Regions from separate parts of the Homo sapiens genome. Here region 2 is linked to region 1. A link is an interaction called in ENCODE POLR2A ChIA-PET data of the cell type or tissue named here. Cell type or tissue: PC-3. All regions are shown on one strand.

Region 1 (5,000 bases):
CGCAGAGTGTCATCTCCCTCCTTCCTTACCTTGTGACCAGCCGAATTTGACCTGTTGTCCGTTCCTTCTACTTTCAGGAAGAACACTAGGTCCCTGCCCTTTACCCTCCTCCAGCTGACAGGTGTATATGGGTCCGTCTTGGGACCTTGCGCTTCATGTGCTTCCTGGCTAGTGGGGGACACCAGCTAGAAACAACCCTGTCTCATTGCTGAGTGCTTTGGGCAAAAGCAGCGGGCCCTGGGAGCCAGGGGTGGGGAGAAGTCAGGGAAGGTGAGTCTAACGATAGATGAGCATTTCCAGGCCAACTGGGTGTCCCAGGCGGAGATGCAGGCCGTGCTAGGGCCCACGATCAGGGTCAGGGGAGCCTGGCCTCCTGCTGGTGCTGGCTGCCCTTCAGCTCCCAGAGAAACTGGCCTGAGGCTCAGTGGTGCTGCTCAGACCAGGATGGAGATCAACAGCTGCTGTTAGATACCATCTGGCACTCTTTTCCTGCTCTGAGGCCAGGAGGCTGAGGGTGATGTTGTTTGTGCATTATAATTTGGTTTGTTCCAGCCGATTTCTCAGCCTGAGGGGCCCCCGCAGTGCCTCAGCCCCCTACCGTGGCCATGATGCCAACTGTCTGTGCCAGGAATAGCGGAGAAGGCACAGGAGCCCTGAGCACATCAGCCCAGCATGGCCACCAGGTTCCCCCCAGGCATCCTATCACCACTGCTTCTGCTCTCTTCTTCCAAGCAGAGGAAGAAAGGCTTTTCCTGCCTCCCAGCTGCACAGCTGCCAAGGTGGGGGGAGTTTAGCAGACTCAGCAGCTTGTAGTACACAAGCCCTGGGCTTAGATTCAGAGGACTGTAAGCCCCTTGGAGCTCTAAGTGCTGGGATTATAAGCATGAGCCACCACGCCTGGCCAAACAGCCTCTGTGTTCTAAGTACCCAAAGTTCAATTAAGATCTTTAGGAAATATATGGATTCTCTCGAGTTTTTACAGATATTTCTGATTAAATTCTAATGTGAATTTGGCTGCCTTCCTTGTAAAATGGGCTTGGCTCGTTCACTCACCCCAGCTGTGTGCCAGAACACAAATGAGACATAGCCCTTGCCCTCACAAGGGACTGTGGTTCCTCTTTTTTTTTTTTTTTTTTTTTTTTGAGACAAAGTCTTGCTCTGTCGCCCAGGATGGAGTGCAGTGGCATGATCTCAGCTTACTGCAACCTCTGCCTCCCAGGTTCAAGCGATTCTCCTGCCTCAGCCTCCTGAGTAGCTGGAATTACAGGCAGGCACCACCACGCCCGGCTAATTTTTGTATTTTTAGTAGAGTCGGGGTTTCACCATGTTGGTCAGGCTGGTCTCGAACTCCTGACCTCATAATCCACCCGCCTCGGCGTCCCAAAGTGCTGGGATTACAGGCATGAGCCACCGCACCTGGCCTGTGGTTCTTTTTTTTTTTTTAATTTGAGACAGAGTCTCGCGCTCTCGCCCAGGCTGGAGTGCAGTGGCGCCATCTCGGCTCTCTGCAAGCTCCACCTCCTGGGTTCACGCCATTCTCCCACCTCAGCCTCCCGAGTAGCTGGGACTACAGGCACCCGCCACCACGCCCGGCTAATTTTTTTGTATTTTTAGTAGAGACCGGGTTTCACCGTGTTAGCCAGGATGGTCTCGATCTCCTGTCTTCGTGAGTTGCCCGCCTCGGCCTCCCAGAGTGTTGGGATTACAGGCGTGAGCCACCGCGCCCGGCCTGTGGTTCTTAACTTTAAGTCACAGAGTCCTTTGAGAACAGATCAAAAACCATGGACTATCTCCCAGAATAAATGGGTATATATGCATATTTTTAAAATTATGTCTGACATTTAAAGACGTCCTGGCCGGGCATGGTGGCTCAGGCCTGTAATTCCAGCACTTTGGGAGGCCGAGGCAGGTGGATCACCTGAGGTCAGGAGTTCAAGACCAGCCTGACCAATATGGTAAAACCCCGTCTCTACTAAAAATACAAAAATTAGCCGGGTGTGGTGGTGTGCGCCGGTTGTCCCAGCTACTCGGTAGGCTGAGGCAGGAGAATCACTTGAACCCAGGAGGCGGAGGTTGCATTGAGCCAAGATCACACCACTGCACTCCAGCTTGGGTGACAGAGCGAGACTCCGTCTCAAAAAAATAAAATAAAATAAAATAAAATAAAATAAAATAATAAAGAAGTCCTGGCCCCCTGAAGCCTGTGTTCTAAGTAAGAATCTCTTCCTGGCCTGCCACACAGGGTTGTTGGAGAATAAGTTGAGGTAAAGGATGAGAGTTCATTCAGTAAACTCATTTGCACAACCCAGTACAAGCATAACATATTATATTCATCATTATTGTTACTATTCCTTTGTTATTAGCGATGTCACCCAGGAACCCAGCACTAAATCAATTTGATTCATTCTACTCTGGGACAGAGAATGTCTTGTTCCCTGGTGTCTGGAAATGGGGTTTTCTTCCCATACTCCAGGTAACTTAGGGAAAAGCACGCCAGGTTTCACAGTGTGGTTCTAGGCTAGCCCTGCTGGGGTACAGAATGCTTCCAGGCTAGTCCCCAGCAGAGTCTGAACTCAGAGCTGTGAATCAGACACTCTTCCATTACTTCTGGGGGCCTGAGGACCTTCCCCTTCCTTTCTAGGACCCTCACGCCAAAGGCTGTTTGGGCCTGAGCCCCATTTTCTACCCCATTTCTCCAGCTGAGATGAAGCTCAGAAGCATTCTTCTCTTCTCTCCCAGTTTCAAACCTATTTGAATTGGTTGGTTTGTGACCCACAGTACTCCTTGGCTGCAGGTGTGGAAAATGGAGCTCACTGGTGTGCCCCAGAGGGTGTGAGTCACAAGTGGAATGTCCTAGTCAGTTAAAACAGCCGTCTCCATGGAGATGGAGCTAGGCACATGTGTTTAAGATAGGAGTTCACTAAAGCAGCCAGGATGGAAAATGTGAAAATCCTGGTATTCAACACATCTTATCTGACAGTCATGGGAACTTCCCTGCACAGAACACCTGCTTTCCCTAAAGGGCCAGGGTTGTGTTGAAGAGTACACAGGGATTTCTCACCGTCTTATATCTGTACCTTGATCAGAGAGTTCCAGTTGTCTGCAGTTTATGGAGCTCTCGTCCACTGTGTAAACACTGACAGTTTGTAAACTTGTCGATTTTCCCAAGGCCTTTGCCAACAGGTCATGCAGTCAGGTGGCTCTAATGGTGGAACCCTATTTGAGGATCTCACAAGCACAGCTCCAGTTTTTGTAGTCACAGAAATGTTAAAGATTAGCCTCAGAGGTTACCTGCCTGAGGGCCTCCTACCAGGAGGAGGGCAGAGAGGACAAGGTAAAGAGAAAAGAAACTCAGGGTTATTGGGCAAGCAGGTATAAGAGGCACAGATCTATCAGCTCTGGGAGGGGAGGCTGTTTTCCCCTTTTTAGAGAAAGAACGGAAAAAGGCTGGAGGTCCCAGAGCTGGTTCCTCCTGGGGATGCTGATCCAGGTCTGCTCATTCTTAGCTCATTCTTAGCCCAAGTGGCTCTTCCCAGCTCACCTAGCTGGCAGGGATGCACTGGAGCCCCCTGGCCCCCAAGTCCGCTGCGCACATCTCTTACCAGCTCCGCAGGTATTTTACCATCAGCCACGGTGGGAAGAGTTACCCAGAAACTGAGAGCCAGTTGTTAACTGTTTTGTTTTTGTTTTTGTTTTGAGACAGAGCTTCGCCCTGTTGCCCAGGCTGGAGTGCAGTGGCATGATCTTGGCTCACTGCAGCCTCCGCCTCCCAGGCTCAAGTGATTCTCATGCCTCAGCCTCCCAAGTAGCTGGGATTACAGGCGTGCACCACCACGCCTGGCTAATTTTTTTATACTTTTAGCAGAGATAGGGTTTCATCATGTTGGCCAGGCTGGTCTTGAACTCCTGGACTCAGGTGATTCTCCTGTCTTGGCCTCCCAAAGTGCTGGGATTTACAGGCATGAGCCACCGTGCCCGGCGCAGTTGTTAACTGTTTACCAGCACGCCACTGCCTTCAGGACCTGCCCTCCTCACAAATTCACCTGTCCTTTGAGGTCCTTGTTCCCCAGCAGCTGAGTTGCCCTTTTAAACCCAAAGAGATGAGTGAACCTGGGTTTTAGACCTCCACAGTGGCTAGTTAACTATGTGACCTCAGGAAAGTCACCTTACCCCATCTGCAAATTCAGCATCTCTTTTTTTTTTTGAGACTGAGTCTCGCTCTGTCGCCCAGGCTGGAGTGCAGTGGCGCGATCCCCGCTCACTGCAAGCTCTGCCTCCCGGGTTCATGCCATTCTCCTGCCTCAGCCTCCCGCGTAGCTGGGACTACAGGCGTCCACCATAATGCCCGGCTAATTTTTTGTATTTTTAGTAGAGATGGGGTTTCACCCTCTTAGTCAGGATGGTCTCCCTTTCCTGACCTCGTGATCTGCCCGCCTCGGCCTCCCAAAGTGCTGGGGTTACAGGCGTGAGCCACCGCGCCCGGCCTCAGCATCTGTTAAGCGGGGGTTTATGGCTACCTCCCTCACAGAGGGTGTCATCAGTATATACCAACAGGCTATAGACTGGTCTTACATTACAGATCAATTTTACTTTATTGATTGATTTTTCCATGTGAAGGCCATATGTGGAGCCTCTCTCACCTCCTTTGTCTTGCATTTTGTCCTTTTTCAAGAAAACAAAAGAGAATTTGGAATTGGACAGGCCCAGGAACATACATGGGAGACCTTGAACAAAGATTGTAATGGCCAATATTGATGAGTTGCTTGCTAAATGCCAGACATATCCATCTAAGTGATCGACATGTACAGGCATTTTTGCTGTAGCAGTATATATAATTCCAAAAAACCTTGTGTTCTGTAAAATCGCACACTAAAAATAGCAGTACGTGTGGGGAAAATAGAACAAGAGCAGAACAAAAGTTATGCAACTTTACTTGAGGATACTGTGCTAAGCGAAATAAGCCAATCACAAAAGGACAAATACTGCCTGATTCTACTTAT
Region 2 (5,000 bases), 290 kb before region 1:
AAACCACCCCCACGGACAGAATGCTGTGTAACGTACAAGGACACTTACAACTCCAAGGCCATATTAAGTACATTAGCATAGGGACTTCGGTGAGCTGTGGGAATGGCAGTGGGGAGGCAGGGAGCAGGGACAAAGGAAAAAATGAATAAACAAAACAAGAACTGAGAGCTTATTTGGGTATGTCATGTGCTAAGTGAGATAACGTATCCCACTCTCTCTGCACTGAGGGTCCAAAACAGGTGAGCGAATAAAGAAAAATAAAAGTGTAGTGACCCGGGAGCACTGAAAGGCTCATCCAGCCCCACATGATTATTCTTCCGGTTATTGGTCTGTCTCTCCTCCCTGCTAGCCTGAAGCTCTGTGAACGTAAAGACCAACATCTTACCCATCTCTGCATCCCGAGCCCTTGCACATGGTAGCAGTTCCATAAGTGCCACCAGTTCAGGCTGGGATGCTCTGAATTTTGGCCCCAGGGATAGGCATTGAGATAGGCTTGGCCTGGAGGCAGGTGCCTTCTCCCATAGCCTCCGCTCAGGACAAGGAGAGGGTGGGGACCTGGGAAAGCCTTCAGAACCCAGAGCCTCCCTGCTGGCCCCACCCCTAGGACCCCTCCCCCTCGCAGAGGCTCCTGGCTGCTCTGTGGCAGCCCTGGAAGCGGAGGGGCCCAGTTTGGGGCTGTGGGGGCCCCGGCTGCCCACCACCCTCTGCCAATGTCTGCCAGCTTAAAATGGGGCCTCCGGGTGTGTGTCAGCCCCATCGCCACCCCCTCCCTCCCTTCTCTGCCAGGCTCCCGGCTCCTCCGTAGCCTGATTACGCATGGCCAGTGCAGAAGCCCCGGCTAGGCTGTGGCGCCAGAGGAGCAGCTACTTGGCAGTTCAGTGCAGGGGGCTGAGGAGCCAGGCAGGCCTTAGCTCTGAGGACTGATTCAGCAACCCAGGCAGAGGGCCCGGGAGCATCCTGGAGTGGGGCAAAAAGCCAGCCTTGGGCTGGGTCTCAGAAGATCTGGGGCAAATGATAGAAGAATGGGACAAACGTGTCACTACCATTTCTTAGGCCCTCATGTTCCACTCAGCCCCATGCTGTTTACATCCCTGATCTCACAATATGGATGAAGAGCCCCCGTTTTGTAGCTTAGGAAACCCAACAGAGGGTTTGGCTAGTCTTCGACTATGCGCCATTTAAGCCCAGGCTGACGCCAGGGCTCAACCTCTCCGGGCCTTGGTTTCCCCACCATGAAGAGTAAGAGAAATGAGTGCCCCGCTTGCTCCATCTCACGAGAACAAATGGAAGCTGAACGAGCTTAGGGCAGGGAATTTGGCGGGATGCAGGGGGAGTCAGGCCAGCTGAGTTCCCCTACCTGAGCGGCCTGGCCAGGCGGCAAGTGAAGAAACAAAGGAGGCCCAGGATCAGCCCCAGGAGGAGGAGGCTGAGGGCCACCGTGAGGACCACATCCAGGATGGGGGACAGGAGGGCCATCTTGGGGCAAAGAGGGCCCCTGGGAGCAGCCACCACGCCCTGCACACACTCGGTCACACTAGCTCCAAAGCCCTGGGTCAGTGGCCGTGACCCGCTTTATCCCTGGGTTAATCTTTGTGGATTAGTCAGAAGGGATGAAACGGGGTGCTGGGGTGGGAGGGGGAGCAGGCTACGAAGCTCCTCTCTCCCATTTGAGCCCCGGGGGAGGGCCCGATGCTTGTTCATTCAACTTTGTTCATTCATTCCTCACTCCCAAACACCTACAGAGCACCTGCTGAGTATCTCTGTGCTAGGTTCTATGGAAACAGTCGGGAACGGGACAGAGTTTCTGTCAGCTTGGAGGTAACTGACCAGCCAGTGTGGACAAAGCACCTACTGTATGCTAGACATTGTGCCAGGTGCCCTGTGGGGCAAAAACATGGAAGGGAACCCCTTGGCTAGTAACACAGTAGGTTTTCCCCTAACAGCAGCAGCTGTTCCAGCCCATCTATGGGCCTAGAAATCTGAGTTGGTGCTTACCCCAGCCAGAGGGATGCACCCATGCTCAGAAGAAGACGAACTGCTCTTATTGAGCACCAACTGTGTACCAGGCCCCATCTGGGCTAGGGACTAGTATCCCCATTTGCAGAGAAACAGAGGCTCAGAGGTGCAATGGTGGAGTTGGGATTTAAGCCCAAATCTGGGGGTCTCCACGGCCCGTACCTCAGAACTGAGATAGCAGCAGCCTACGGAGGCTTTAGTGAAGCCCTGCCAGGCGCTGGCCTAAAGCCAGCAGTCACCCAGGAGGCAGCACACACAGGCTGGAGGTGGACGAGCTGTTGCCAGCACGGAGGGGCCTTTTCTGCTTCCAAAATTGTCTCCCCAACCCAGATCCAATCTCTCCTAAAACATCCTGTGAAGTCAGGAGAGTGGTTATGATTCCCATCTCACAGATTCAGAAACGGCCCAGAGAGGTCAAGCCACTTGGATATGCACAGCTGTGCACCATTAGACCAGGCCTTTTCTGATCACACTTCCTGTCTCCTGGTACACCTCAGATCCCATGGTCCAAAATACCCAAGGTCAGGAGGAGACACTTTTACCCTCTTGGTGCCAAGGAAAGTCCCCTCTTCTTGACCCCAGAAAGGCCACTGACCTCACCATAACAGGAAAACTAATCTCGTTACTCCATTACGCCCTTTTCTTTCTCAACATTCCCGTAACTCAAATTGCGTCAGATCCTCACAACATCCTAGTGATACTGGCAGGGTGGGGATTATTAGCCCTATTGATAAAAGAAAAACTTCAGCTGAATTAAATTTAAAAGAATTGCCTGCAATCCCAGCACTTTGGGAGGCTGAGGTGGGTGGATCACGAGGTCAGGAAATCGAGACCATCCTGGCCAACATGATGAAACCCCGTGTCTACTAAAAATACAAAAATTAGCTGGGCATGGTGGTGTGTGCCTATAATCCCAGCTACTCGGGAGGCTGAGGCAGGATAATCGCTTGAACTAGAGAGTTAGAGGTTGCAGTGAGCTGAGATCGTGCCACTGTACTCCAGCCTGGCAACAGAGCGAGACTCTGTCTCAAAATAAAATAAAATAAAATATAAAAAAATAAATTTAAAAGAGTTTAATTGAGCAATGAACGATCTGCAAATTAGGCAGCCTCCTGAGCCGGAGTAGGAACCAGCGCAGCCACTTAGTAGAAGAAGATTTATGAACAGAAAAGGAAAGTGAGGTGCAGTCAGATTGGTTACAGCTTAGCACTTGTCATTTGAACACGGTTTGAACAGTTGGCGACATTTGATTGGCTAAAACTTGGTAATTGGTGGCTGGGCATGGTGGCTCACTCCTGTAATCCCAGCACTTTGGGAGGCTGAGGAGGGTGGATCACCTGAGGTCAGGAGTTCGAGACCGGCCTGGCCAACATGATGAAACCCTGTCTCTACTAAAAATACAAAAATTAGCTGGGCATGGTGGCAGGCGCCTGTAATCCTAGCTACTTGGGTGGCTGAGGCAGGAGAATCGCTTGAACCCGGGTGGCGGAGGTTGTAGTGAGCTGAGATTACAATGCTGTACTCCAGCCTGGGCGACAGAGTGAGACTCTGTCTTAAAAAAAAACAAAAACAAAAACAAAAACAAAAAAACCCCCAAAACTTGGTGATTGGCACAAGTGTAGGCTATAGTCTGTTTACACCTCTATTTCTTATAGTTTACAATGTAGAGAAACTGCTAGGCTGAACTTAAAATATGTAAGAAGGCAGCATTAGGCTAGATTTGATTTAATAATTCCCTTCTTTTAGTTATTTTTTAAATTTTGAGACATTGACCAAAACGAGTCACTGATGTCACTATCACCATTGTAAATGTACTTATTTGGTCTCGAAACCCACTGGGAAACAGTAGGACAGTGGGTTTTGTAAGGTGGGAATAAAGACTTTAGGTTATTTTTTTTAAGGGTTAGAGGGTATTTTTTTTAATGTTGGAATGTCCTGTTTACAAGAAAAAAAAACAAAACAAAACCTGGTTTTAGCATTTATGTGTTCTTTTTAAAGTTTTAGTTTGATGATATCACATTTAGCACAAGTGACTCTATTTAGGTTTCGTCTGGTCTCTTGGGGCCTAGTGTATGCATTTAGTCCAAAACAACAGCCTCTCATAATTTTGTTTTTGTTTTGAGACAGTTTCACTTTGTCGCCCAGGCTGGCATGCAGTGGCACGGTCTTAGCTCACTGCAACCTCCGCCTTCCAGGTTCAAGCAATTCTCGTGCCTCAGCCTCCTGAGTAGCTGGGACTACAGGCGCATGCCACCATGCCCAGCTGATTTTTTTGTATTTTTTAGTAGAGACGGGGTTTCACCATGTTGCCCAGGCTATTCTTGAACTCCTGAGCTCAGGCAATCCACATGCCTCGGCCTCCCAAAGTGCTAGGATTACAGGTGTGAGCTACCACGCCCAGCTCATAATTTTGTTTTAAAATTCCCCCTTTTTGGTCAGGTTCTCACTTAGGTGAGAGTGTGACCCAAACTTAGGGCCTTAGCACCACTCTCAGTCACCACATTTTGAAACCAAGGCCTAGCAATGAAGTCACTGGGTGAGCTGTCACACAGCCAGCAAATCTGATCCAAGCCCAAGCTCCACCACTTCCCAGGTGTGTGTTGCTGGGTCAGTCCCTGCACCTCCGAAACTGTTTCCTTTGGCGTCTAACATTGGTTTCCCATTCAAGAACTACGGTGCACCAGGTGCTGACTGTGACACACCTGACCTGCTGTGTCCTCATTAACAACCCTGAGAGTGAGACAGAGCTGTCCCCCTTTACAGGTGAGAAAATGGAGGTCCACTTGGCCATGGTGAAGAGGTCACATCGATGGCAGGTACTGGGCCAGGCCCTGCACAGGCCTCCATGTGGGACCTACCCAGGGACACCCCTGTGCCAAGCTCTCTCCACCTCAGCTCAGCCGGGGGCCTTCCCCATCCAAGCCCACCCAGCTCCCAGGCCTGCTCCAAGGACACCCTCCAAGGCTCTACCAAGCAGCCTAATA

Evidence for each region. ChIA-PET counts read pairs that join two places held together with the same protein. Peaks named below come from ENCODE experiments on the same cell type or tissue, not always from the same donor. Only the 100,000 strongest peaks of a DNase experiment are listed, where the experiment ranks them.
Region 2: POLR2A ChIA-PET joins it to region 1 with 5 read pairs; 2 of 35 experiments call an interaction of 5 or more read pairs at or near these places.

Annotation. Positions count from the first base shown.
Region 1 is chr1:21,250,211-21,255,210 of GRCh38, reverse strand. All of the region lies in intron 8 of ECE1 (endothelin converting enzyme 1), which reads left to right. Among named protein-coding and RNA genes, the nearest start is that of ECE1, 38 kb to the left of the region's middle. In PC-3, no CTCF peak of the experiment used is centred here; DNase peaks (open chromatin) are centred at 2,860 and 3,130; H3K27ac peaks cover 4,595 bases.
Region 2 is chr1:21,543,880-21,548,879 of GRCh38, reverse strand. All of the region lies in intron 1 of ALPL (alkaline phosphatase, biomineralization associated), which reads right to left. Among named protein-coding and RNA genes, the nearest start is that of ALPL, 37 kb to the right of the region's middle. In PC-3, no CTCF peak of the experiment used is centred here; no DNase peak of the experiment used is centred here.